Linked DNA regions of Homo sapiens: regions 1, 2, 4, 5, 6 and 7 are each linked to region 3. The links are chromatin loops, found by intact Hi-C in ENCODE. Cell type or tissue: Caco-2. All regions are shown on one strand.

The links. Hi-C counts contacts between places; a loop is a spot of excess contacts. Peaks named below come from ENCODE experiments on the same cell type or tissue, not always from the same donor. Only the 100,000 strongest peaks of a DNase experiment are listed, where the experiment ranks them.
Region 1: it touches region 3 in a loop (11-fold over the local background); 16 of 110 quality-filtered maps call a loop at or near these places.
Region 2: it touches region 3 in a loop (18-fold over the local background); 7 of 110 quality-filtered maps call a loop at or near these places.
Region 4: it touches region 3 in a loop (21-fold over the local background); 4 of 110 quality-filtered maps call a loop at or near these places.
Region 5: a loop joins it to region 3, with 14 times the contacts of the local background. A loop is called at or near these places in 9 of 110 quality-filtered maps.
Region 6: it touches region 3 in a loop (11-fold over the local background); 35 of 110 quality-filtered maps call a loop at or near these places.
Region 7: a loop joins it to region 3, with 3 times the contacts of the local background. A loop is called at or near these places in 9 of 110 quality-filtered maps.

What each region holds. Positions count from the first base shown.
Region 1 is chr5:168,985,792-168,989,791 of GRCh38, forward strand. All of the region lies in intron 4 of SLIT3 (slit guidance ligand 3), which reads right to left. Among named protein-coding and RNA genes, the nearest start is that of SLIT3-AS1, 25 kb to the right of the region's middle. In Caco-2, a CTCF peak has its summit at 1,977 (motif pointing right); a DNase peak (open chromatin) is centred at 1,970.
Region 2 is chr5:169,546,355-169,550,354 of GRCh38, forward strand. All of the region lies in intron 2 of LOC105377714 (a long non-coding RNA gene), which reads right to left. The region is part of intron 3 of LOC105377715 (a long non-coding RNA gene); the gene reads left to right. Among named protein-coding and RNA genes, the nearest start is that of SPDL1, 35 kb to the right of the region's middle. In Caco-2, a CTCF peak has its summit at 2,163 (motif pointing left); no DNase peak of the experiment used is centred here.
Region 3 is chr5:168,704,823-168,708,822 of GRCh38, forward strand. SLIT3 (slit guidance ligand 3) reads right to left here. Exons shown (of 36, transcript NM_003062.4): 26 at 3,154-3,278. SLIT3-AS2 (SLIT3 antisense RNA 2) reads left to right here and starts at 2,105. Exons shown (of 7, transcript NR_130737.1): 1 at 2,105-2,445; 2 at 3,615-3,825. In Caco-2, a CTCF peak has its summit at 1,921 (motif pointing right); a DNase peak (open chromatin) is centred at 1,969.
Region 4 is chr5:169,195,396-169,199,395 of GRCh38, forward strand. All of the region lies in intron 3 of SLIT3 (slit guidance ligand 3), which reads right to left. Among named protein-coding and RNA genes, the nearest start is that of MIR585, 66 kb to the right of the region's middle. In Caco-2, no CTCF peak of the experiment used is centred here; no DNase peak of the experiment used is centred here.
Region 5 is chr5:168,880,058-168,884,057 of GRCh38, forward strand. It overlaps SLIT3 (slit guidance ligand 3), which reads right to left. Exons shown (of 36, transcript NM_003062.4): 5 at 3,208-3,279. Among named protein-coding and RNA genes, the nearest start is that of MIR218-2, 110 kb to the left of the region's middle. In Caco-2, no CTCF peak of the experiment used is centred here; a DNase peak (open chromatin) is centred at 1,942.
Region 6 is chr5:168,945,015-168,949,014 of GRCh38, forward strand. All of the region lies in intron 4 of SLIT3 (slit guidance ligand 3), which reads right to left. Among named protein-coding and RNA genes, the nearest start is that of SLIT3-AS1, 66 kb to the right of the region's middle. In Caco-2, CTCF peaks have their summits at 1,537 and 2,433 (motif pointing right); DNase peaks (open chromatin) are centred at 1,547 and 2,427.
Region 7 is chr5:168,872,677-168,876,676 of GRCh38, forward strand. All of the region lies in intron 5 of SLIT3 (slit guidance ligand 3), which reads right to left. Among named protein-coding and RNA genes, the nearest start is that of MIR218-2, 110 kb to the left of the region's middle. In Caco-2, a CTCF peak has its summit at 2,230; a DNase peak (open chromatin) is centred at 2,225.

The DNA of each region.
Region 1 (4,000 bases), 280 kb after region 3:
AATGGAGCCAATGCAGAAAAAACAAGAGAAGGAAAGGAGGGATGATGGCGGGGGGTAGGAAGAGAGATACAGAGACAGAGTATGGTGGTTGTATTTGAACCCCTGGTTAAATCATGCCTGGGAGTGCCGCACTCCCAAGCTTTTCAGACCCATAAGTCAATCATCTCTTTTTAAACTTGGGTTTGCTTTCCCTAAAACCTTGTGACTGAAAGGCACTTCATCATGTAGTAAGGCTTTTCAAATGAAACGTCCAGCCTCACGAAGAAATGCCTTCTATAAGGGGCTGACACTGAGTCTTCTCAAAAGGCATATGCATTCAGTTTACAAAATCAGAATATGTAATATACCTCATACTTTTCAGTTCTTTCATGTCTTTTCTTACGTCTGGTTCTCCCAATTCCCTGACAGTGCTAGATGCTAAGTAGGCAAATTTCATGACGTAGGGCAAAAATCACGATCCCTATATGATAGATGATGAAATGGAGGCCAAAAGGGGAGAATTAACCCACTTGAGATCGGTCAGTTTGTGAAGGAGCCATGCACCGCACTTCCCAGTGGTGTAGATAAGGGAAAGGAAATATTTGGACGGTGGCGCCCTTCTTACATGGCCTCCATAGCCCTCCTCTCCCTTTGGGTACCATGATGCTTTTCAGCTCACATTGGTACATTGGTAGCTGCAGGGAGAGGCTTCAACATATTTATCAGCGAAAACATCAGCATCCAGGCCCCCATCTCCATTCTCAGTGTCCTCGTCCATCCCACCCCTGCACGCTCTCTCCTTTATCATAACTTGCATGACCTGGACCATCCAGGCATGCTGTGAGCATGGCCCTCCCTTCCTGTGCTAGTGGGAGTTTTCTCCACCACAAGCAGTTTTAGCACAGGCTTGGAGTCAGAAGGACGTGGGTTCACATTGTGACTCCTTTATTATGAATGTGACCATGGGTGAGTGACCACCTCTCTACTGCTTAGATTCCTCACCTATAAAATGGGGGTCATAACAACAAAGACCTTGCAGGGCCTTTGCACATTAATGAGATACATATATAAAAAGCCTTTAGTGTGGGTTTAACTCATGATATACACATTGTTTACAAAGGCTAATATTTAGCCGGGCGTGGTGGCACGCACCTTTAATCCCAGGTACTCAGGAGGCTGAGGCAGGAGAATCGCTTGAACCCGGGAGGCAGAGGTTGCAGTGAGCTGAGATCATGCCACTGCACTCCAGCCTGGGCAACAGAGCGAGATTCCATCTCAAAAAATAAAAGAAGGCTAATATTTATCAAACACGGACTTGGCCAGCTTATTAATGGTCACTAAGCTGTAGCTCTCTCTGTTGATCTGATTCCTATCCATCCTTCAACAGCTACTTCAAATCCCACCTTCCCCTTAACCTGGAATCCTGACAACTCTAGTTCTCTCTCCCTCTTTACTCTGGATTCCACTGCTTTTGATGTCAGAGTCACTCCCTGCTTTGCATTCTTCCTTTATGTTCACCAAGTTAATCTCTCCCACATATTCACAATGACCTATTTCTCCCACCCAGACTATCTATGTGGTCCTATTTTTCTATTCACGCTAATCTCTCTAGCAGTATAGCCTAGTGGTCCAGACCATGAGCTTTAGGGCCAGCCAATCCTGGTTTCAAATCCTAGCTCTTTGCTGTGTCACCTTAAAAATGTACTTAACCTCTGAGTGTCAGTTTCCTCATCTGTAAAATGGTGATGATTCCTGCCTGTCAGGGTTGTTAAGCACACTATAGGAGATACTACATGCAAACTGCTAAGCGTATTTATCACATGCACACAGTAAAGCTCTACCCTTGGTAACATAATGATAGTCTTAGCCACACAAGCATCTAGCTCACTGCCTCGTACCCTATAGGAACCGAATTGATTTAAACCCAGAGGCATTTAGTCCTCTGTGGTTACCTGTACTTTCCCACATTCCCACTCATGGCCACAAGGTGGCAGCCCACCCATTATGGAGGAAGCTTTTATTTCCAGAACGGGAAAGAACGAAATGATTTCTTATGGAATATATAGATGACTTCTTTTTCGGTGTTAGGTAGGTGGGGGGACTGAATATCCTCATAGGCCCCTGGTTCCATTTTCTGTGAGTGCACTACCTGTACACATGGGACCACTGTGTCACAGCTGAAGCAGATCAAACAAGTCAACTGCACATTAAGGTGTTCTCTTCTAGGGAATGTGGCTGGCACCTGTCTCCCCCTTTCTTTCAGCCACACTCCATCAGAAAGCCTGCGGGGTTTAGAAACCTCCCTAGGCTGGGCTTCGCCATCCTGCACCTGTATTAAGGTGTCAGGGAGTCTGGTGAATGGACCATATGTGCACCTATGGTGACCATTTTGTCTGAGACTTTCTGGGTTTTAAAACGGGAAGCCCTGTGTCCTGGAAAATCCTTCCGTGCTAGGCAAACACAGATGGTTGCTCGCTCTAGGGCATCTCTGCTACATCTCCACTGTAACTCCATAGATATGGTTTCCCTTTTTTTCCCATGGAAAAAGAAATTGTGGACATGCAATTTCCCAAAGTCCTACAATTCCATAATTTTATATTTGGAAGGGAACACAGACAACACTCAGATCCTGCATGATGGGGAGAGTAGAATGGTCTTGCCCAGGTCACATGGCTGGGCTGGCAGGGAAGGACCCAGATCCTTGAGTCTAACTCTCAGCTCTTTCCAAGGGCTCCCGACCACTTGGAGCTGCAGGGTATAGAAGGAGGGTGTGTGGCTTCCTGGACGTTCCCTCAAAAGAGCTTCTGGGAAATAGCAAAACAGGGCAGAACTCAGGAAGACTGCGAGATCTAACTTAAAGCAAACTTCCAACCAAATACTTAGGGATGCAATTAACATGCATACGTTATATAAAAGGGTGAATGGGTGGGATTTAAATTTCACCTGGATGGAAAATCTTCACGGATCTCACTTTGGCACACTGGAGGAGAATCAACTAGGAGACCCCCCCCCAGGGGCAGGCAGCACTAGAATTGAGCCTCGAAAGCCTTCCTGGGTTTTGCCTCCAGAGAAAAGAATCAGCATCTCTCTCCTGGGATCTCCTTGGCACACCACTCTCCCCATCTCAGCCAGGCCAGCATTTGTCCTCACTGTTCACTGCAGAAAGTGAAAGTTTCTGGATGTACTTTCATTAACAAATCCTGCTAAAGCAAACTCCTGCTCTCAATGTTATTGGACATTTACATCTTCAGTCTCAACCATGGCACTAAATTAATTTGCCTCAGAGACACACCACTGAATTCAAGTATTTTATTAGAAAGCTACACCAAATACAGGAGCCTTGCAGAACAGAACAGAAAGAATGCCTCTTTTGCAAAGACATGAAAAGCAGGCAAATCCATACAAGACGGAATATGGTAAGCATACATCCTTAGGAAATGATCTTTTGTTTTGTTTTCGGTTAGGAATTCCCACAAAACAAAATTCTTATTAGTAACAAAAAGTTTAAAAAGTTGGTTTCCAAAACAAACTTGACAGGGAAGGAAAGCACCTATGAGAGGAAGGAACCACCCAAGTGATTCTTCTACAAAATAGAAGATGAGCTGCAAACTTAGGCACAGCCACCTGAAATGAATTTGCTGAAAACACAGCAGGAGACTTGCAGCAAACTTTCAGGTGGGATTTGCCACACTTGTCTCGCTCTTTGGGGTAAGGAGGAGAGCCCGAGCAGAGGGAGAATGTGAGGTGACAAGTTCCAGCTAACATCTCTGCATCTAATGTAATTCTGAAAGTTCTAAAGCGCGAACTAGTTGTATCCTAAAAGAGTGAGGCAAATCTGAGTGGTAACCAACATCCACCAGAATGGAAAATGCAGGCACAAACTAGTGCAAAGCAGGGCAAAGACCCAGGAAAGTAATTGGTAGTCACTGTTCCCATAGCCACCCTAAAACGAGAAGATCAGAGAGAATGAACAAGAAACGTAGAAAATCAGCTCAGAGATCTGGATTTTCACCCCAATGAT
Region 2 (4,000 bases), 840 kb after region 3:
GACAAGTTATATATTAAGCAACGGTTCATGATCAGGCAAGCATCTTCTTCCAAATAGGTCTTTAAAATTGAAATAATGATCATTTCTTGCTCTGAGCAAGCCAGTGAATGAAGTCTGTAGCAGAACCAGTGCATCATGTTTTCCTCCTCTTCCAACCTATTTCGTAAACTCTCACTACTAACTGGTGACAAATGGGTTGGTCCTTGTGTGTTTTGCTCCCATCAAATGTTGCCATGCATTTTCTGTTTGCACATGCCTTATGTCTTCTACTAGTTGGAGAGCTTTTGAAGGAAATAACTCTGGTCTTGCTCATCTTTGCAAGAGTATGCTATGGAAACATCGTTATTAAAGTTTCAGTTTATAAAGCAATATAAGGCAAAAGTCTTATCTGGCCAAATCATCCTTGGAAATTTCTTAGAAAGGGGCAATTTGACAACCATGGGTCATTAAGTCCAACATGGCCAGTTTTCTCTCAGTGCTGGAACAGGCCAGTGTATCATTAAATCCTTTATTTTTATGAAGCTTTACATTCTACTGGTTTTGGTTGACAACCAGTTGGCTGGTGAGTAGGCTTATATTGTTTGAAAATATAAATATAAACATGAGTGTTACGAGATGTCTCAACCATGAAAGGTACACAAAGTGTGATACTGGATAAGAAAAGAGAACATTGCTGTCTCTCATCTCATGCTTTTTTTTTTTTCTTTTTCTTTTGAGATGGAGTCTCACTCTGTTGCCCAGGCTGGATACAGTGCAGTGGCGCGATCTTGGCTCACTGCAACTTCCGCCTTCTGGGTTCCAGCAATTCTCCTGCCTGTCTCCCTAGTAGCTGGGACTACAGGTGCATGCCACCACACCTGGCTAATTTTTGTATTTTTAGTAGAGATAGGGTTTCACCATGTTGGCCAGGCTCGTCTCAAACTCCTGACCTCAACTGATCCACCTGCCTCAGCCTCCCAAAGTGCTGAGGTTACAGGCGTGTTCCTGGCCTCTCATCTCATTCTTACTGCAGTCAGGATCCCATCAGGAAAACAGAAACAGAAATCATGCCAAGTGTTTCAAACAGAGGTGATTTAATATAGGAGATCAGTTATACAGAGTCTGGAGGGCTGAAAGAGAAAAAGAAAAAAAAACAAACAAAAAATGGTGTTCAGGTACCTCTGGTATTTGTAGTATAGAAAGCAGCTAGGATTCTTAGGGCTGGAAGATTAAAAAAGAGTAAATAGTGTTACCAGGACACCATTTCTTGGGGGAAGGGTCTCCACAGAGCAGATTTTCCAACCACCAATGTGTCACTGCACAGCTGGCTCAGCAACCTCTGAGGAGATGTCACGTGATTGCTACTTGGACTCCAGTGGTGAGTGCTAAGAGGGAACGTGGCAGTTCCTACTGGTACCTCTGAAGGAGCCACTGTGGAACTAATGCTGGAAATGCTAAAATAAGCTGGAGTCCTACTTGAGTGCTACTGATGGAAGGACTTCGACCAGAACTGAAAACAGAAAGAGCATCCTTCTACCCTCCTATCACCCTCTGATTTCCTGCCAGTGCCTCCAGTCGGCAGAACCTAACCAGAAGCTAGATAGCAAAAAAGTCTGGGAAATGCAGTCTGCAGATTCCTGCCTCCAGTGTCACAGAGCAGAGTATAAAAGCCTGGGCTTAAGGCTGAGAGACAGACAGTAGGTACAATTACTCCGAGGCACAAATTCATTGAGTGAAATAACAGGCAGAATTTCCTACAATATTTATATTATTTTTCTTTCATTTTTTTGCCATAGTTGAATTCCAGTAAGTTAAATGTATGCATGCTATGAATTCACTTTTTCTTGTAATCCCATAGTTCATTAGCCCAATACCCTGCTTATAGCATGTGATTAATGGAGGTATTGAATGGATAAATGAATGCCTTTTTGGCTTTTTGGTGCTAAGGGGATTTTTCTCTGATTATTAGTCCTGTTTAACTGCCATTGAGAAATGAGTCTAGAGAAAATATATAGGAACCTAAGGGTAAACTTTGCTGTAATTCACTGACATTTCAAATGTACCTATCCAAACAGTTCAATTGGTTTCTATCCCCGGCTATCTCCTGTAACTCTCTACCTTCAGTTTACTCTGGAAAATCTCCACTGCAGCTAGCTACACTTGCATAGCCTAAGAGTGACATCCAGTGGCTTATAACTTAACCACTCATTGTAATACATCTGGAAATCTAACCAGCTCTCCATTATCCTTTCAAATAAAAAGGAGGACAATATATAAAACTCTTAACAGAAGATGATACTTAGACAATAGTTCATTAGATTTACTTTGGGAGATTATTAAAATAGATTTGCCTATCTAGTTGTTTGAGATCTCATATTCAAGTTCATTTGTCTTTTTTCCTTTTCTGAGCACATGTCTGTTATAATTCCAGTGATGTCTGCCAATGTCATAGGCTGGTAGATAGAAAAGGAAAGTGGGGATAGATAGGACCAGGACTCAGAGAATTAACTGACTCTAGACCTGGCTTCCAAGACTAGAGGCTCATTACTTTAGGCTACCAATATTGGAAGCCTAAAAGAATGTGGGAAAGTCAGCCTAGATCCAAGCTTGAACTAATATCTAAAGGTTCCCAGTCTGGTCGTAGAGTCTGTCTGTCTAGCATTCCAGGCAGAGACGATCCTTAGCGTTAGGTGGGCTCTTCACTCATGGTCCCACAGGATCAGGCTACTCCAGGAGGATTCCTAGTCAGCAGCTGGAGCAAGGGAGCCTGGGATCAGCAAAATGTCACGGCAGCAATAAGTTGCCGTGTCTCAAGTTCAGGATGGTGCTGTCTCAAGTTCAGGATGGTGCTGTCTCAAGTTCAGGATGGTGCTGCATTCAATAGCAGGAAGCTGAAGGTGATTTTTATATGGAGCTCATGAAGTCAATCTCATTCTAGTATAGACACAGTCTCAAAAAATAAAGCAATTCCATATATGTTTTAAATTCTCCCCTTTCTTTCAATAGAATAGTCGAAGAAACCAATAACTTCATCATAACATCTCACACTTAAATGAACTAGGAATCTCTGTTTAGATGGACCTTAGCCTAAAAAATACTACCAATTCAGAATTCACAGTAGTTTCAATATGTTCTCCTGCTCAAAGGAATTCATCTCAGACAAGCTCCTTCCCCATTTAATAATATTTTCCAGAGGTAACCCAGCAAAAATGTATTTATTTGTAAATATGCAGCAGTGACTTCAAATGAAACCTCATGGTGGCTATAGTTAGAACTATTCAGACATCTCTGTGATTTGGCTAGATTGTACTAAGAGTGACTCATGAATATAATTAATTTACCTTATGATGTCAATAGTGGTAAGAGATGTGTTGTACCTTCCTTCCACTTAATCAAATCCCACAGGGAAGTGAGATATATTTTTCAAACTATGAATTCTGTAAGGAAACAGTTTCCACAAAGTCTACTTGCCCATTACACCAAAGTGATGGGCAGGTTTAGTGTCTCCTATGGAAATTTCCATGCATTTTTAGAACATATGGAAACTGCAAGGCAGAGCTATGAAAATTCAGAGATGCTTACAACATCAAAACATTCTTTTCCTCAGTGAGAATGTGCTGTCATATGACAACGAGCAGGAGGAGGATAGTGAACTTAGCTTTTATCAAGGTACTTATTACTGTGGAAAATAGGAGGTCTCAGGAATCAGGTGTAAATAAGTTCAAAGTACAGACTCAAATGATGTTTTAATTATCAGTAAAAAGGGAAATGTTGGAAACTTAAATAGAAACTAGATGATATACATATTTCACCTTTTCCAATTAATCAATCTAACGACAGCTGGTTGGCCAAGAGAGTATAAGGTAGACTTTTCAACTAAAATAGATACATCTTTGTTAGTATTTTGTCTAGTGTTTTTTCCCCAGAAATGCTTTTGCTAGGACATCATATTTTAATAGAAAACAGATTATGTGTCTCAAATCTAATCAACAAATGCAAGAACTTTCACTTACCCCCTCTA
Region 3 (4,000 bases):
GGTTTTGTGGGTATCTGGGGATTTCTGTTAGCCACTCATGCAGAACTACCATCTTAGTCGCTCTGTTTGGGCGGGCTCTAACCCCGGCAAGAAGGAAAGCAGGGACATAGCACAGAGAATTTGATGCAACCCTCAGTTAAAGGATCCCTTGGGTTCAACCTCCTCCATTTTACAGCTGAGGAAACTGAGGTGAGGAGAAGAGCGAGTTCTGTCCAAGGTCATGCATCACATAGGCACAGGCTCCAGAGGGTCCTGCTTGGTGTTCTTCCCATGGCTACACTCTACTTGTCTCTAACCTGGAAATTCAGACAGGTCCTAAATAGTCAGGGATCTTCCACCTTAGCCCCTGCAATCACTGCACTTGCCAACAGGCAGTGAGTGCAGTGGCCAGGAGCACAGCTTCTAGAGTCAGTTGGTTCTGAGCTTTGAATCCCAACTCCCTTACCTACCATGCTCAGTTTCTTCAACTGTAAAATGAGGGTCATTTTAGGAACTGTATTCTAGGGCTCTGATGAGGAGTATGCAAGATAATACATGTACCTTATTTAGTCTACTGTCAGTACATAGTAGATACTCAATAAATGCTGGCTCTTATGTTACTGTTATTATCATAGTTATCATCATCATCACCACCATCTGTACCATTAGCACCATTACCATCATCAACACCATCACCATTGTCACCTTTGTCATCATCACCGATACCATCACCATCATCACCTTCACCATCATCATCTTCACCATCACCATCAACATCATGCACCCTAGACCTGCCTGGGCTCAACACTTTCCTCAAGATCAAAATCTCTGTTCACATTCTTCTAAAATTGACATGATGTTCAGAATCTTGAGAACAAAGTTCAAACAAGTGGCCTTATCCTGCAGTAGCTCTGAAGATACTCTCTTTGCTCTGACACTGACGGTCAGGTCATGCTTCATAGTACAGTCAAGTGTAGCTGGAAGAAGCCTGGACTTCAAACCCAGCTCTACTACTTTCAGACTCAGGCCAGTTTTAAAGAGAAGGAAGCAAGAATCAGAATGTGAAACAGTTTACCTTATCTTTAGAATGGGGATGATACTACCCATCTCATAAGCTGATTATAAAAATCAGAGAAGAAAATAAATGCATAAGCTCCAGATGAGTGCCTGGCCTTTATTGATGATTCAAAAGAGAACTATACTATGTATGGAATTGAGAATGTTACAAATGCAGTCACAGTTCTAGGAGAATGACTGAAGTTTCTTGGCAGTTCACAGTGCCATAGACTGATAATCCTGGATCAAACTAGCAACATACCACCTGTTACTGATGGCCTATTCCACACCCAGGTATGAGGGACCACCATGCAAGGGTAAAGGTGAAAGGCAGCAGTATGCCAGCTTATTGAGTGCTCACTGAATGCCAGGTATCATCCTAGTGTATTGCGTACATTACTGTACATTTGATTCTTACGGCAAACCTATGAGACAGGTCCTAGTTTGCAGCTGGGAAGACAGATGAAATTACTAGCAATGGCTACACAGCTAGTAAATGACAAAGCTGGAATCCACACCTGCTTCTCTGTGTAATTGCACAGTCTGAATTTTCTCTGCTGAATCCATACAAGGGAGTTTGAGAGGATCCACACATCCTGAGTATGTCTGCTGTTAATCTCTATTCTCCCCTCCTATTATTTTTTTTGTGTGTGTGGGTGCCCTGTGACTGAATTTATAACATTCTCAATTCCATACATAGTATAGTTCTCTTTTGAATCATCAGTAAAGGCCAGGCACTCATCTGGACCTTATGCATTTAGTCTCTTCTCTGATTTTTATAATCAGCTTATGAAATGACGGTGTATGGGTCTGGGACTCAGTGGTAAGTTTAAGACTTTGGAGGTGGCTGGCTTCAAAGGGAATCCTTTGGCTCTCTTGTCCCAGGCCCATAGGTGGCACTCTGACACCATCTGCTAGAAGCACAGCCATCGTCTAGAAATACATCAGGTAGTCCCATTCCCCAGAATGAGGCTGCCTCTAAGCCTGTCACTACGCACACACAATCCCACTGGGGGCAGAGACCTGGGGATGCCAGCTCACTCTCACTCCACCTGCATCAGATGTGTGCATTAGACAGGCTGTGGGGCTGTCCTGAAACTCTGCGCTTGCCCAGTGCCTTTGGATGGGTGCCCTGGGAAGGCTGGAAGCTGGGCGGGCCCTGCAGAAGAGGATGGAGCCACAGCTTTGCTGATTCCAGTGAAGCCCAAGGAAGGGCTCAGCTATCCAGGAAACCCTCCAGGGGAAAAGGATTGGGTTCTGGAATCACAAAGCCCAGGGTCTTAATCACAGCTCTACTGCTTACAAGCTTCGGACATTGAGTTGAACTCTTGACAGTCTGAGGCCCAGTCTCCATATCCGTAAAAAGGGAATAATGAGGCCTTCTTAGGTTTGCTGGGGGTGTTTGAACAGGTGAGTAAAATGCCAAGCACAGTACTTGGCACAGTCTGTACTCGGTAGGTGCTGGTGAGAGGCACATGGTCGATATCCACAGGGGTCAGCAGAGGGGCATGACACCGTGCTCTGGGTGAAAGAAGGAAGGACTGTCTTGGAGGTAGTCTGGGAGGACAGAGGGGAGAACTGGGATCTCATCCTCTTGCTGGCTGATCTTAGCCGATCAACCTTTTGGGTGAGTTTGCAGCCCCTAGGCCTTTCAATCCCCAATCCCTATATTTACATCAAGCTGGAACCAGCACTTTCAAGGCTGGTTGCTCTGAGGGTGGGGTTTGGCAGGGGCATGGTGGGGTGGAGGTTCTGGAAATCCCTTTAGAAGGGAAATTGGGAGAGTGGGCTCAAGGGATGCCTCTACTTGGAAACACTTTTTCTCTGAGACTTAATTTCTCCATGTTTCACAAAGAAAATACAAATGTTACATTTCCTCTTTCTCTCTGGACATCCTTGTCAAGACCATATGGGGGCCTCTCTGACTGGCAGCTCCCGCTAGTTCAGAGAACAGTGTTACTGGCAAATGCTGCTTTGGAGTGGTGACCTGTGCGATGGACTCATCCAGGCTGTCCCTTGGAGAAGGGAGGGTACGCAGGGCATGGTGCCCCTCTCTAGGGCCAGGGCTGAAGGAGGAGCCTGAGGCATGAACACGGGGGGGCAGGGCCTCCAGCATACCTTGTAGCTGTAGGGGCAGGCACAGCGGTACAGCTCCACAGGGTCCTGGGTGCATGTCCCGTTATTCTTGCACGGGCTGGAGAGGCAGGCATTGCATTTGGCCACAATGTTGATGTCCACTGGCCCTGGGCAGCAAAACCAGAGTACTGATGGCAGGTCCTGAGTGCGCTCACTGCCATACCTCCCTTCCCCTCTGCTCTGGGCCCTCCCTCAGCCAGCGCCAGCCCCTTCCCAACTCCATGCCCAGATGGCAGCTGGCTCTCCTCAGCCAGCACATCCAGTCCAGCTAGAGTCCCATTAATTCAGCCACTGTCCAGTGAGGAAAAATCACAGTGGGACATCATTCAGAAACACTTCTGCAGTCAAATCAATTACTGTAATTAGCCTGATCCGATTTTGGTGCTAATCTGCAAACAATGCACCATAATTAGAAACCCCCTGTGTATCTTTTCATATTCCAGGAAGCTCTGGGCCCAGGCTCCATTCGGACCTCCCATTTTTCTACCCACAAACACCCCTCCCCATGGAATAGTCTGTGCCAGGCTAAGCAGGGCACAGTGCTTGGGCCAAAGGCACACAGAGGAAGTCCCCCCTGGAAAACCTTGGAAGAAAGAAATGGATGGCCCCAGAGGACACAGCGATGATGCTGACAATGGACAGAAAACTGCTCAGGTACATGTTACGTCTGTGACCGTTTCAGCCGTGTGCTTGCTTTAGCTGCGAGCACTGGAGGGAGGTCAGGGTCCTTCCCAGAGCTTTGCAAAGGGGGCTGTGTCCTGCTGCTGCAGCCAGCTTTGACAATGAGCCCTGGATAAACAGGCCATATTTAGTGTCAGGACTATAAATG
Region 4 (4,000 bases), 490 kb after region 3:
CCATGCAGCGAGTGGGTAAGCACTGGGCAGGGAAGCCATCCACGAGACTCCTGATGAGGAGGAGGCAAGGAGGAAAGGCTGGAAAGTTGGATAAGATAAGCTCTAATTCCCTGGCCACCACTGGGGCTGACTCTTGTTTTGTTTTGTTTGAGACGGAGTCTCGCTATGTTGCCCAGGCTGGAGTGCAATGGTGCAATCTCGGCTCGCTGCAACCTCCATGTCCCAGGTTCAAGTGATTCCCCCACCTCCGCCTACCGAGTAGCTGAGATTACAGGTACACACCACCATGCCTGGCTAATTTTTGTATTTTTAGTAGAGACGGTTTTCACCATGTTGGCCCGACTGTTCTCAAACTTCTGACCTCAAGTGATCCGCCCACCTCAGCCTCCCAAAGTGCTGGAATTACAGGAGTGAGTCACCGTGCCCGGCTGAGGGAAGCCTGACTCTTACCCCAGTGCTTTTTATTTTTAAAAAATTGCAGTAAAATCACATATCATGAGATTTATCTTCTTAGCAATAAAAAAACTGTACACTAAAAGTGTAGTTAGTTCAGTAGCGTTGAGTATATTCACATCATTGAACAACTAATCTCCAGAACTTTTTCATCTTGCAAAACCGAAATTCTGTCCCTGTTGAACAACAACTCCCCATCCCTCCTTCTCCCAGCCCCTGGCAATCACCGTTCCACTGTCTGTCTCTGATTTTGCCTGGTGCTCTTTGACCACTGCCAGTATCTGCTTTTTGTGTGTTCCCATCACTAAAGTAGAAAAAAAAAAAGAGGGGGACTCCAGGAAGAGGAGGATGAGGCAACATCTATTTTTATGTTTTGAGTAGTTCCCATGTACTCAGCGATAACAGGTGGAAGCCGTTGGAACTGGAGAAGGCTTGATGTGATGTATGTGGGATTCACCGGGGCTGGGCACAGGTCTGGCTATATTGTGCTCTTGCTGTGGGATCTGAAGCAAGCTATCTAGCCCTTTGGACCTCAGTTTCAGATCTGCAAAATGGGTTACAGTGAGTCTTAAATGACACAGTGTCTACGCAAGCGTTCAGCACTGCAATAAGAGCATGACAACAGTGATGATAATGGTATGGATTGAGTTCTACATGCATGTCAAACGCCATGCCACGTGCTACACAGGCAGGATCATAACTGCAGCAGTGCTCATGGTAGGTGTCATTATTAATCCTGTCTCATACAGAATGAACCTGAAGCCTGGGGAGGTCAAGCCATCCCCAAGGCCACAATGTCAGGAAGTGGTAGTGGCAGGATTTGCACCCAGTCGGTCAGACTCCAGAGCTCTAGTTCTGAACCACCATGCTACTCAAAGCCTTTCAATAAACAACAGCTCCCTCTCCCTTTCCCTTTCTTAATTTTTCTGTTTCTTTTCATCCAGAGTTGCCACTTCCTCCAACCCATCCAAGGCAATGAACCACCCTGTGTACATTGCCTTCCCTGGAAAGGAACTCTCTTGGAGGTCCCTAAGGCAAGAACTGAGTCTCTATGTGGGTCTGTCTGGAACCACCCTCTATTGTCACAACTGTACAAAGTCTTTTAAGAGTTATATTCAGAGAACCAACACTCCATTCCAGGCAAAAATCCTAAAACCCAGCTTGCTGCTGTCTTCAGTGAGTAGGGTGTTCGGTTTGCTGAAAACCCTAAACCAGAGTTGAAGCTAAAAATAAAACCAGCTTGGCTCCAAGGCTCCTGGAAGGGAAGGAATCATTTTCAGTTTTTTGCCGGTATTTGTGGCTGGACAAAAATAAAAATATAACTAAATTTAGCCAATTGTGTGCTGCCCACTGCTTCATAAACCCTGAATGAGGATTCTGGGACAGATGGGTGGGGCTCTGCTCCCAAAAGCCTTGGGACCTTTCCACTTAAGCTCGAGCAGGTCGCCTGCTGGTTCTCAATATCAGAAGGAGCTAGATACTGTATTTCCAGGTAACTCCAGGATTTACTCATATTTACTGAGTAAATATGGGCCTGGAAAGTCTTCCTTGAAAAGATGATGAAGGCTCCAAGCTGCATAAGGTACACTTCCCATGTGGCTTCTGTGAAAGCAGCCCCTCAACAGGAAAATGAACAGAATGAGACATGCTGTTCTCCTGATAAACAGGTAAGTGCCGGGTGCAGACAGTGGCTATTGGCCATGGTACACTCATGCCATCTGCTGTTCTGTTACTCTGGGTCCAGAGGTGGAGATCTCCTGCCATAGTTCAAGCTGGAAGTAAATCCATGATTACTGAATGGAGAACAGGACTGAATGGAACTCATATGAGGACAGAACTGAGGAAGTCAGCAAATGAGATGTGGGCCAGGGCAATGACAGGATAAGGCCTTCCTAGGTATTCCCTCTCCCACTAAGATCAAAACTCCTCAGCTTTCCTGATGCAACAATGGGGAGCATAAAGGTAAAAAAAAAACCAACTGGCTGCTGAGTTGCAAAGCCATACTGCTTTTCAGCCTGAATTGAGAAGCACTAAGAAATAGGCCCTTGTCTTTGTGGAACCACTAAAGGCCTTTCTAGATGTACCTGGGTGTAAGATATAAATAGAAGTTTTTGCCACTTCATCGAACCCATCCATGTATCCATTCAACCATTCATCCATCCAACTGTTCATTTATCTGTACATCCAACCACCATCCATCTATGCATCAACCAACCCATCTACCCAAGCATTCACTCATCCGTCCAACCACCATTTACCCATCCATCCATTCTTTCATTTCTCCAGTTTTTCAATATGAACATACAAAAATGAATAAGATACAGCCCCTTCTTTTAAAAATGTCATATGCTAGTGAAGAAGACAGACCTGAAAACAAAAAATTGCCATGTTCTTGAAAGCGAAGGTGTCGTGGGAACACAATGGAGCAGCAGCTAACCCAGTCCTTGTTAAAAGAAGGCTTCCCAAGGAAGATGGTTTTGAGTTTAGTTTTAAAGGATGACTAGAACTCTTTAGGAGACAGAGGTGGAGACTTCTAGACTGAGAGAGCAGTATGTGCTCTGTACTCCATGGAGGGCCAGGAGACAGGAGCATTTGGGAAGCAGGCTTGCACTGCTAGAACACAGAGGTGACCTGCGAACACAAGTGATGAAGGTGTACAACTAGGCAGCAGTCATACCACAAAGGGCCTTTTTATCCATAATAAAGAATTTGGGTTTGGCTTTTTACAGATAGTAAGAGGGAGCCAGAGAAAGGGTTTGAGCAAGGGAGTGATAATCTGGTTTGAATTTTAAAAAGTTCTCCTGGCCGGGCGTGGTGGCTCATGCCTGTAATCCCAGCACTTTGGGAGGCCAAGGTGGGCAGATCACGAGGTCAGGAGCTCGAGACCAGCCTGGCCAACATGGTGAAACCCCGTCTCTACTAAAAATATAAAAATTAGCTTGGCATGGGGATGCACATCTGTAATCCCCGCTACTCGGGAGGCTTAGGCAGGAGAATCACTTGAACCCAGGAGGCAGAGGTTGTGGTGAGCTGAGATCACACCACTGCAAGCCAGCCTGGGCAACAGAGCAAGACTCCAACTCAAAAAACAAACAAACAAACTATACACACACACACACACACACACATATGTGTGTATATTTATATATATATATATAAATACACACACACACACACACACATACATACATATACACATGTCTCCTGAGTAGCAGTAAGCCCAGTTTGGAGGAGGTTGAAATCGGAAGCAGGAAAACCAGTTAAAAGTGTTCTTGGGTAACTAGTGTCTCTGCATGAAGACCTAATTAAGGATAACAGTGCAGCTGAAGTGTAGGAGAGAGAGGTGAGGTATAATCGGCTGGGTTTTGTGACAGGATGTACGTGAGGATTGGTCTCTGCGTGAAGACCTGGTTAAGGATAACAGTGTGGCTGAAGTGTAGGAGAGAGAAGTGAGGTATAATCGGCTGGGTTTTGTGACAGGATGTACGTGAGGATTCAGGGAGTTACAGGAGTGCGGGTATGAAAAGTCGCTCCAGGTGGGGTAACT
Region 5 (4,000 bases), 180 kb after region 3:
GAAGCTCTGTTGATTTTGTCCCCAGGGACTGCTTACTTTGGCCTCTTTCTCCACTTCCTGCTTCTCTCTCCCAAGAGACAGCGTGAGAGAGAGATACGAGCCTAAACCCTCACATTGGACTACAGCCTCATCTCCTGCCCCGACCTTTCCTTCTGCCACCTCCTCCTGTCCCCGGTTCCCCTTCCAGAACAAATGTTTTCACCGTGATCTGTCCCAGGGCAAAAGCCATCCACATTCTCAGTGCCTACATCTAAAGCCCATGCTCCTCGCAGTCAAGGCTCTCCAGCAACCGGCTTCCACCTCTCTTTCTAACCCAATCACACACTCTTCTGCCCCAGATCCCTCCACTCCCATGAGATGTCTCTGCTGGAAACACATCTTATACAGTTTTGCCTTTACACTTTGCACGTACTATCTTTATTACTTTGTGAATTCTAACCACCATTCAGGCCCAGCTACAGTCTTCACTATTGTAACAAAGGAATACAGCAGCAACAGTAGTTAGAACTTTCTAAATACCTTTCATGCATCAAGCGTAGGACTAAGTTATTCATATGCATTATTTTATTAACCTCCACAAAAACCCTAGGAGGTAAGTCCAACTATTATCCTCATTTTATACAGTGGAAACATAGGCTTAGAAGTGTCAAGTAATGTACTTAACATCACAGACTAAGAACCTAGAACACATGGAATTCATACATACTTCTATCAGACCGCCAAAACCATGCTTCTAACCGCTAGGCTACATTGCCTAAAGCTGTCTGTTCCTTCTGAGCTCTGACAGCCCCTCATTACGTATAGCTACTTATTAGCCAACTTTCATGTTGATTGGTACTTTACTAAACATTTTCTTGTATGTACATGATTCTTGTCCCCAGTTACACTGTAAGCTACTGGAGAACATGAATTGTACCTCTGGGGCCTTTGGGTCCTGCCTGACAAGTGCCTGCTGACTGAACTGATTAGAGGTACACAGTATTCAATTCCCCTTAGGTGTTTTTGGTTAATTCATCCTTTAGGCAGTGAATTCACTCCCCTTTCCTTCTTCCCCGCAAGCCCAGCTGCTAGTAGTGAGTATAAACAAAGAGAAGATCCTCACTGAGTTTAGGATCCTGAGTAATACACATTTGCATGGCTTAGAGGGTGGTCTGATGGTGGGTGCTGGAGTGACTTAGGAGTCTGGGTTTGTAGAATCTTGAACCTTTCAAGTCCTGAGGCCTTTGCGTAGTTAGAGATATTGTAAGAGGGGAAAAGAGACCCTGTAAAACAAAATCTGAGAAACCCTAGCAACTATTAAGAACAATTGTGGGATTTATTCACTTTCTTAACAATCAAAAACATAGTCAGCAATTAACTGTCCAGCTCTGGTTATACATCACTACAATATGTTCTTTTTGGTTAATGGATCCATTTAAAATTAGTGTCATGAGATCTGACTGATATATCACTTTATATACGCAAAATGTTCTTTTGGGGTTCAACCACCAGAAAGCTGGTTGACCCTGAGTTAGTCACTGCCCCTCTCTGGGCCTCCATTTTCTCATACCCTGACGTTCTGGCAGGCTAATTAACATAGTTGTTTTTGGTTCATGTGAACAGTCTTGAGTTCTTGGAATGCATGGAACGAAATACTAGAAAAGCGCTCTGACATGTTAAAAGTGCCAGTTCAGGATGAGAGATCTCTCATTATTTATTTAGTGGTTTTGAAGGTTTGGCTTTTCTGTATCTCATTTTCTCAGGAAGATATAAACTCAGGAGGCTGTTTCTTGCGAGAAGCCTACACCTGTCCTGCAAAGGAGCTCCCATTCTTTGTGGGTGTGGCTGCTCCACCCCGCCCTCTCCTGCTCTTGGGAAAACACCCTCAGAAGCAGCAGCAGGCGGCCTCCTTGTCCCTGAGCCCCTTGCGAAGTCCTCTCTGCTTCTCTGTTCCCTCCACCCACCCCCAGAGACGCCTCTGCCCTCTTGCGTGCTTTGCATGTAAAACACCAAAAGCTTTCCGCTAAGTCCACAGGGGAGGCAGATAACCTGCATCTGGAAGCCATCACCAGCTGCCTTGAGTGTGCCAGTAAACTAAAACCCCTGCATTCATTACAGGGAAAAGTGACAATGTCTTTTTTTTAAGCCTCCCTTAAGACGTCTCAAATTGAATCTGGGGCTGCAGAGAAGGCTGCTGGGCAGAAGTGCTTGCTCAGCCAAATCAGACCTTCTTCCCTACCCCTCTCCAAAAGCATGTTCCGACCCCGTGGGCACAAAGGTTTAGGCAGAAAATTCAAGGCATAGTCCTTGTAGGGGCCCAGGAGTCACGAATAAGGGGTCAGTAGGAGAAGCCAGGTAGGAAATCGTCAAAGTTCAAAAATGTCACGCTGGAACAGTCCTGCGCTTGACTATGGTGACAGCTGCACAAATCTGCACGTGATGAAATCACACAGAACTACCTATGCCTGCGCTCACACAGGCGTATACAAGTGAGCACACGTGGAGCTGTGAAATCTGAAGACTAAGGTCTGTGGATTGTACCAATGCCAGTTTCCTAGTGTTGATACTGTACTGCGGTTATGTCAGATGCTACCATTGGAGGAAACTAGTATACGGACTTGTCTACTATTTTTTGAAACTTCCTGCGAATCAAAAATCATTTTAAAATAAAAAGTTTAAAAAAAAATCCTAGGCCAGTGGAAATGGATCTGGCTATGTCTCTCCAACTTCCTGGGATGTAAGTCCCCATGCTCTCTCAGGAGCCGATGATGAGCCTATTAATAAGAGTGAGAGCTTCAGCACCATCATCGTCAAGGTTCCAATTGATTGACCACGTACTATGTATGAGGCACTAAGATATTTCTTCCTTTTGAACACTTTCTCAGTTGCACAAAACATGCCCACAAGGTTACCATCCCCATTTTACAGAAGATGATAATGATGCTGGGCAAAGCTGGCTTGCACCAAGGCTCTGTAGGGCCAGGCTCTAACTCAGCAGGCACTGAGGCTCCAGTGCTCATATCTGGGGATGACTAACCAGCAAAGCACAGGTTTCTGTGACAGTATTGTGGCATCCAACGTGTGTTCCCTAGAAATCACTCAAGCACAGCCCTCAATTTCATCTCTGAAGGCACCTGGACCACCCTCTTGTCCCATCCCTCACCCTCACTCTGGTCAGAGAGCCCAAGTTAGCCACATACGTAGTGAAGCAAGGAAAACATCACTTACAGGTTCTTCACATCGGTGATGCCGCGGAACGCCTTCCTCGGGATCCCCTGGATCTGGTTTTCACTCAAATCTCTAAACAAGAAGAGAAGAGGCACACTGCATTAAAGACCCAGGCTGTCTTGATCTGCATCTCATTAAATGATAACAATCCCCCCCACCCAGGCTGCTGCCTCTGCGGTCAGAGTGTATGGCGGCTGTTTGGTCTCGGGCCCCAGGCTGCTACAAGCATTCACATTGTTCTTCAAGTGATGGCCGTTGCTGAAATGGTTACCAGGCGGAGCAGCTCGCCTCCAGGGCAGGCTCTGTGGGTGGTCTCGCACCTCCAGGCCACGAGCCAAGAGGCTGGGTTATTTGTTGCACACACTGCACCCAATTCTCTGTTTTCCCACCTCCCGGAGACAACCCCCTGCCCCCCATCCCCCCAACCCCCACACGGCATTCCTCCCCCACTGTGGGGTCAACGCCGCTCAATCTCCCATCTCTCAGTGCTGTCCTCTGCTGCTCAGGACAATCTGCCTTTGTCACAGGGGATTGGAACAGAGCCTGCCCATTCTGATTTTCTGATGGGGGATGACCACTTCAGCTTACTCGAGAGTCCCAGAGATTCCTGGGGGCCCCTAGACCTTCTTAGTGACAGGCACGATAATTTCAAATTGCATTTCCACAGGTCCATGCAAAGTGGGGGTCCCACAGGCACCTCATCTAGCATTAAGCAGTGCCAGCATGTTGCTTTGAGGAGGGTGAGGGATAGTGTCAGGTTCTACAGCTGGCTAAACCTATGTCCCCAGACTGT
Region 6 (4,000 bases), 240 kb after region 3:
AAGAGGAAGGAGGGAAGGAGAGGCCCCAGGGTGGTACCTGTTCAGCTCAGAAGATTGGCAACACTGACACTCAACTTCTGGAAAGGGAATGGGACCCTGCTAGCTCATGCCCCACAAAGTCACATCACACTGATAACATATCAGGGAGTTGCTTTAATGACTGACCATGCAAAACTGCATTCCAGAAAAGAAAACCAAAGGAAGATCAAAAGCTTCGTGATTGGTATCCACATTTTTTTTTTTTTGAGACAAAGTCTCACTCTGTTACCCAAGCTGATGTGCAGTGGCGCAATGCTCACTGCAACCTCCACCTCCCAGGTTCAAGTGATTCTCCTGCCTCAGCTTCCCAAGTAGCTGGGACTACAGGCATGTGCCACCATGCCTGGCTAATTTTTGTATTTTTAGTAGAGACAGGGTTTCACCATGTTGGCCAGGCTTGTCTTGAACTCCTGACCTTATGATCTGCCTACCTCAGCCTCCCAAAGTGCCGGGATTACAGGCATGAGCCACCACGCCCGGCCCAGTATCCGGTCTTAGGCAAGAGAGATGATCACACATTCTGGCCTGGCCTCTCCACAGAGGTTCTGTGTCTCCGCCTGGAACCCTCTCCACATGCTATACTTTTAATATGTTCTAGGTCTGCTTTCAGTTATTCCAAATATATCAACACTGAGAGAGAGAAAACAATCCCGACTGCTTTAGGGCTAAACTCGGGTGTTTCCTCCTCCCAACACGTGCAACAAAACGCATGCATATGTGGCTCTGTGAAGAGGCAGCCAGCGTCTTAGGGAAACCCAAAACCATGTACAAAGAAAGAGGGCAGTGGTTCCACTAGGCCTGGGCCAAATATCTCTTGATTTGTTCTAATCTTTGGGCTTGTGCTTAATGTCATGATTGGATTAGAAACAAGATTTTCCTCCCAGGCTATGAACTTGGAAAGTTTCTCGCGTACTGTTTCTAAATTCCTTGTTACAATAATAGCCGCACTCTATGTACTAAGTTTTATGTGCTGTATTCTTATTTAATTCTTACGACAATGCTAGGGGGGAGTCACATCAAATGTAGGTGGTAGCAGTGAGGCTCTGAGATGAAACAATTTCCCTGAGTTTACCTGGCTGGTTTTCAATGAGGCTGGGATTGGGACTTGTGTCTGTGCTTGCAATCACTATACACGTTGACCCTTTAGCTCTTTCTTATGGCTGCTGATTTGAGAACCTATCCAAGGGCCTGAGAGACCAAGGGAGGGGACTCAGTTGACCCCAGTCCTCTCAGCCTCCCCAGCCTCTTTGTAATAGAGAATCAGTCCTGCTGCAGGACCTACAGGACCAGAGAGCCTTAGTATCACCCACAGATGCTACCATGGGGCAGCAGCATTGGGCTGGAGACATTGGGCCCCAACCTCCCAAATGCCTGCAGATAGCCTGGGCCCTGCCTTTTCCTACTGTGCCTCCCCAAGCCCCAAGGGGCAGCGGCTGTTAGGGAGGGATTCTCATGGTCCCATAGTGTTCCCCAGCCTTGTTCACGCAGCACAACAGTGACATCCAGGGGAGAGGCTTGGTGATGGCAGGGACCACCTGGCTCCAGCATCTTCTGCAGGTTTCTGGGCTGATTTGCAAGCACAGGCCCTGAATCATCAGAGGACAGGCATCTGGGGGCTTGTGGGTCCACAATCCCCTCTGCGGCCTGCCTGGGGTCTTTCGACACCGGACACACGCTCACCCCCTAGCCCAGCCTTCATCCCTCATTCTCACCCCTTCCCTACTCTTTGCTCAGTTACTCCAGGGTTTAGAAAGGGTGTCTTCAACTTGACCTACTGGAACACACAGCTGCTCCCCTCCCCTTCGAACACCTCTCCATTTGCAAAGCCTTTTATCAGCTCCATCTGATGATAGAGAACAGGTTTCTGGAACTAAAAATTAGCTCAGTCTTTTTTTCAAAGAGAAAAGATTTCACAATTAAATGGTGAATGTATGGGGGTGTATTGTTATTATTACTATTATGTCTCACACTAGCATTTTCTAGTTTCTATATATTGTGGTGTCCCCTTTGTTTTGATCTGCATGAGAAAGTCAGTATTGTCTATGGAAGTAAGAAACATACACTGCACAAAAGGAATTAGATCCTACACACACACACATAAATATGCAAGTATTTAAACATTTAAACAGAAACCAAGGGCAATATAAACTAAAAGGCTGAAAGAGAAATGCAACGAGAGAAAAAACAGATGCTTGCCTCTGCTGGGGACTTTTCTGGGGGAACATTTGGGCTGATGCTGCCCATCACCTTTCCCTGGCCTGTGGGTGTCATCTCTGCAGACTGCACTCTGGGATGTTCCCTGGGTCCCTCGGGAGCTGCAGGGAGAGCCACCGTCTGCCGCCCTGGTGCCTGGACTCCACTCCCCCAGGCCCCTGCTCACTGCTCTCTTTGGCCAGGAGGTGGCAGTGCAGAGATGTTGCATGGGACTGTGGCCCAAAAAGGAGGCATAGGAAGAAAAAAAACAGGCTGGGGTGGTGGGCCTTGAGGATTTCTGCCCCACAGCTGTGCCCAGGTCAGGGGCAGGGCCACCTGGGTCCTGGCTGACAGAGGCACCAGGGCTGCCAGTGTGAAAAGTGGGGGCCTGGTTCTTCATACACTGAGCTGGCTTGGTGGAATCCTCCTGGAAGAATGTGCCCCACATGCAGGGCCTGAGGCTGGATGCAGACCCAAGGGCTGGGGCTGGGCAATAATGGGGAAGGAGAGCCTGAAAGGTAGTTTTTTTGTTGTTGTTGTTTTGTTTTTTTCTTTTTTGAGATGGAGTCTTGCTATGTCACTCAGGCTGGAGTGCAGTGGTACAATCTCGATCTTGGCTCACTGCAACCTCTGTCTCCTGGGTTCAAAACTCTCCTGCCTCAGCCTCCTGAGAAGCTGGGATGACAGGCATGCACCACCACACCCGGCTAATTTTTGTATTTTTAGTAGAGATGGGGGTCTCGCCATGTTGGCCAGGCTGGTCTCAAACTCCTGACCTCAAGTGATCCGCCCACCTCAGCCTCCCAAAGTGCTGGGATTACAGGCCTGAGCCACCATGCCTGGCCAAGTTGTTTTTATTATTATCCTGAAAACTGCCACCCACAGGAAGGGCAGTGAATGACTGTGTGCCACACTTTCCCTTCTCTGCCGGACCTGACGCGCCACCCCAGCAACACCCCTGCCTTGTCCGGGGCCTGATGCACTGCCTGGCACACAGTGGGTGCTTGCCCACTATTAATAGTCATGGCAACAGAAGGGCAACAGAAGCCCCCACAGCAAACGGGGGCTGTGGATTTTTGGGTTCAGAGGAGACTCAGCGAAGGAAGAGGCTCCGTTGGAACAGGCAGGGTTTAGGTGTCATGTGATTTAGGTGCATACAGAGAACAGAGCCGGAGCCTGAGGGGGCTGCAGATGGATGTGAGGCTGCAGGTAGAAACTCCCTCTCAGCACCTGAGAGAAATGATTGTGAGGTCGGGAGACACTTTGCAAGTCCTTCTGAGGCAGGTGTAAGTTGTGGAATTTTCCCTTTCTGGAGATTTTTAAGAAAAGGAAGCTTTGGTGGATTGATTTCACTGCAAGATGCAGGGCTGAGAATTTCAATTGTATTTTTTTCCCCCATTAGCAGTTGTTTGTCTCAGCAGCTCTTGCTCTAGGAACAAAGTCTAATGTGACCCCAATATTTAAAGCATATACATGGATTCTGATTAACCATGAAGAAGGCCAGAACTCTGTTATTAGGGCTGCCCCCGGGTTATTCTCTTACCCAGGATAGTGTCAAAGACATCTGTGAGCACCGCAGGGCTCTGCTAAAGTGGGTTTGGAAATCATTGGTGGGGACTAATTGTCAGGGCCTGGGATTTGGTCCTTTCTGGTCATCTGCTGAGTCAACTTTGGGTGTGTCTTCCTGAGCTATGAAGGGAGGAGTGTGGACTAGCTTAGCAGTTCCCACACCTGGCTGCCCTTCAGGCTCTTCTGCAGAGGTCGTTAA
Region 7 (4,000 bases), 170 kb after region 3:
CGCTCAGGCTAGAGTGCAGTGGCACAATCTCAGCTCACTACAACCTCTGCCTCCCAGGTTCAAGTGATTCTCCTGCCTCAGCCTCTCCCGAGTAGCTGGGACTACAGGCACCCGCCACCACACCCGGCTAATTTTTCGTATTTTTAGTAGAGACGGGGTTTCACCGTGTTAGCCAGGATGGTCTTGATCTCCTGACCTCATGATCCACCTGCCTTGCACTCCCAAAGTGCTGGGATTACAGGCATGAGCCACTGTGCCTGGCCAAAAGTTCATACTTTCAGACAATCTTGATGGTCTTCTTGGAAATTCTGTCCCAACTGTGACCTTCACAGCCTGCTCCTACCTTGGGTCTTGGCTGATACCAAGCCAGAAATGCTTTTCCAACACTCCCCATGAATCTGTCTGTATCTGCTGTTTCCTTCCAGGCATCCCTCCATGCTCACCAAATCTCAGGGTTTTTCCCGGCCAATCTCTCAGAAAAACACTGCCTGAGAGTCCACGCTAATCTTGGGATCCCGCTGTAGCCTTGCCATGACCCATTCTGTGGCCTTGTGGCCTTGGGAGAGTTTCTGAATTTAAGCCTCAATTTCCACCTCTATACCTAGAGGATAAGCAACTTTTCCCTAGTGGTCCTGCAAGACTGTTGCAGTAATTAAACAAGATAATACATATGGCCGGTATAGTGACTCACACTCGTAATCCCAGCATTTTGGGAGGCTTAGGCAGGCGGATCACTTGAACCCAGTAGTTCAAGACCAGCCTGGGCAACATGGCAAAATCCTGTCTCTACAAAAAAAAAAAAAAATTAGCCGGGTGTGGTGGCTCACACCTGTAATCCTAGCTACTTGGGAGGCTGAGGCAGAAGATCGCTTGAGCCCAGGAGGCAGAGGCTGCAGTAAGCCAAGGTCCTGCCACTGCACTCTAGCCTGGTTGACAGCGAGACTTACTTTCTCTCTCTCTCAAAGATAAGATAATACACGTGAAGGCTGCGTGCAAACCAGAAAGCAACGTACAAATGCGAGGCACAGAGTTTCTCCCTCCTGGACTCCTCACTAGTATTTTCTCTATTTTATAGACTAAGAGTTGAGAAACCTGCCCAAGCTCACATAGGTAGTGAGAGGCAAAGCTGAAAAAAAAAACCAAACCTGATTCCAAAACTCATACTTTTAATCACTATACTCACTTGGTCCCAATAAGATAAAGAATCAGAACATCAACGAATACCAGAGCCTCAAAGTATGATCTCCATGTTAATACTCATCTCCTCCTAAGTCCCTTACATTTCTCTGTGGAGCTAAAAATCACCAGGCAAAGACTCAGTCCAATGGCAAATGTCTCCTAAGACCCCTGAGTCGTACTTTGAGGGGGTCAGAATCACTGTTCCTTTTTGCCAGAGTATATAAAAGACAGGATTATATTTTATATGCCTGTTTTAAACAACTTGCTTGCTGTACATTTAGTGCTCAAAGGGGTTAAATACTTGTAATGAGTTAAAAAAAAAATTCGTCCACAAATCAAATTGTCTCAGATAATAAATTGTACTGCTGGCTTTAAAATAATAGTCTCCATTATCCTGAAAAAACATCAGTGCTTCTCTGGGCTCCTTCTTGTTGCCTTGACTTTATTCTTCTTTGCTAGGATATCATCATGCCCCTTCATTCATTCATTCATTCAGGGTTTCAGCTGTTCCCTAAAAACGGGAGTCTCTTTGTTCTGCAAGTCATTTATTCCTTCGCTTATTGTTTATTGAGCATTACATACTAGGCATAGGACTAACTCTTAAAAACAGAACAATGAAAAAGGCAGACTCAACCTCTCCTTTTACGTAACTTACAGGCTATAGGAGGAGGAGGACAGCTGAGTAGACAGTTATAACGCAGGGAGGGGTGTTTTAGGAAATATGCAAAGTCTGCCAGAAGACCTGTGGTACTGTCTATGAAACTGTGTCATCTTGGCCTAGAAGAAATTCTACTTGTCACCAATGCAACTTCCAATCCCAGGCAGAAATTCTGGGATGGGGCATTTACCACCACTCTCTCCTTGCTTTTAGATAATACTGTATATGTCTTTATCAGACTAATGGAGTCAAATCTACCTGTTTCTTCTACTATTTTTCTCATTTCAGGAAATTTAACTAATCAGCTGGTATTTATCGAGCACTTATGCCATTGGCCCCGGGGCAAATAGAGAAGAGTGCCCTGGGGCGTGCTTATCCTGTGATATATGCTTGCTGTGCATGTCTCCCCCTGTAGACAAAAATTCACTAGAGCAGGACCGTGTCTTAGTCATCTTTCTTAAGATTTGCTTCAGGTCTGACAAGAGTAAGGGCTCAGTGGTAATTTGTGTAACAATGAATGGAATAAAAAGGAAGAGTGGAAGAAAGGAAGGAAAGAAGGGAGGAAGAGGGGGAGGAAAGAAGGGAGGAAGCGGGGGAGAAAAGGAGGGAGGGAGAAAGAATGAGAGGGAGGAAGGAGGGAAGAGAGGGAAAGAGGAAAGAAGGGAGGAAGACAGAGGGGGAAGAGAGAAAGGGGGGAAGAGGGAAGAGAGAAGAAGGAAGGGAGGGAGGAAGAGAGAGGGAAGAAGAGAGTGAGAAGGGAAGAAAACAGGAAAGAAGGGAGGGAGAGAAAGAAAGAAGAAAGAGGAGGAAGGAGGGAGAAATGAAAGGAGGAAGGTGGCCGGGCATGGTGGCTCATGCCTGTAATCCCAGCACTTTGGGAGGCTAAGGCGGGTGGATCACCTGAGGTCAGGAGTCCGAGACTAGGCTGGTCAACATGGTGTAACACTGTCTCTACTAAAAATCCAAAAAAATTAGCCAGGTGTGGTGGCAGGCACCGGTAATCCCAGTTACTTGGGAGGCTGAAGTAGGAGAATCACTTGAACCCAGGAGGCGGAGGTTGCAGTGAGCCGAGATTGCGCCACTGCACCCCGGCCTGGGCAACAAGAGCAAAACTCCGCCTTAAAAAAAGAAGAAGAAGAAGAAGAAAGAGAAGGAGAAAGAGAAGAAAAAGAAAAAGAAATGAAAGGAGAAAGGGAGACAGGAAGAGAGGAAGGGAGGGAAACAGGAAGGAATGAGGGGGAAGGGAGGATAAGAGGGAGGAAAAAAAGGAAGAAAGGAAGGGAAAGAGAAGGGTGGAGGGAGGCAGGCAGGAAGGTAGACATGACCCCTGTCTTTAGATAGCATTTTTAGGTAGCACTCAGCAAACTGGGGCCCAGTGCAACTTCCTCTAGCAGCAATTCTGAACCTGACACTCTCAGTCAGGAATGCAAAGCAGGAAAGGCTGGGGAACTTGCTGCACTTCCCAGAGATGATAAATCTGCATGGCCTTGCCTCGGATGAGCAGATTTTCCTAAATCCCCCTTCAAGATGCAGCACCCCATTTGAGACGAGAGCCAGGCACTCTTCCTGCGTCAGAGCCGGCTTGCACTGAAGTACACCTCTGTCTCTGGTTGATAAGCCCTGGTAACAGGCACTCAGTTCCCCCACCCAGCTAGCCCCTGAGTCCCTGCAGTTTGACTCTGCCTTTTTAGATCCACTTTACTTGCTCGATTTAGGTCCCCCATATTTCTGAACAACTGCACAAGTCTCCTCTCTGCCCACACAGCTTCAGTCTCTGCCTCTCAGCAATCTACCCTCCCCACTGCTGCTGAAGCTGTTTTTCTTAAGTGAAAATCTGATCATGCCACTCCCCTATTAGGAACCCCCCAATAAACCCCCATTGCTCTATGGATCATGGGGTTCTAGGTCCTACCTTCCTGCACCTCCCCATCTCCCTAACCTCATTGCTCTTTATTGCCTCTCTTGCTAGCTATACTCCAGCCACAAATCTCTCACGAGCATCAACTCTTTCACACACCTCTGTCCCTTTACATATGTTGGTGAATTTTCACATGCTGTTCCTTCTTCCTGCAATACATTTCCCCTAGATGAACTCCTATGCATCCTTCAAGACCCAACTCATGTCATTTCCTGAGTGAAGCCAGAATGAGACCTGTCTCCCTG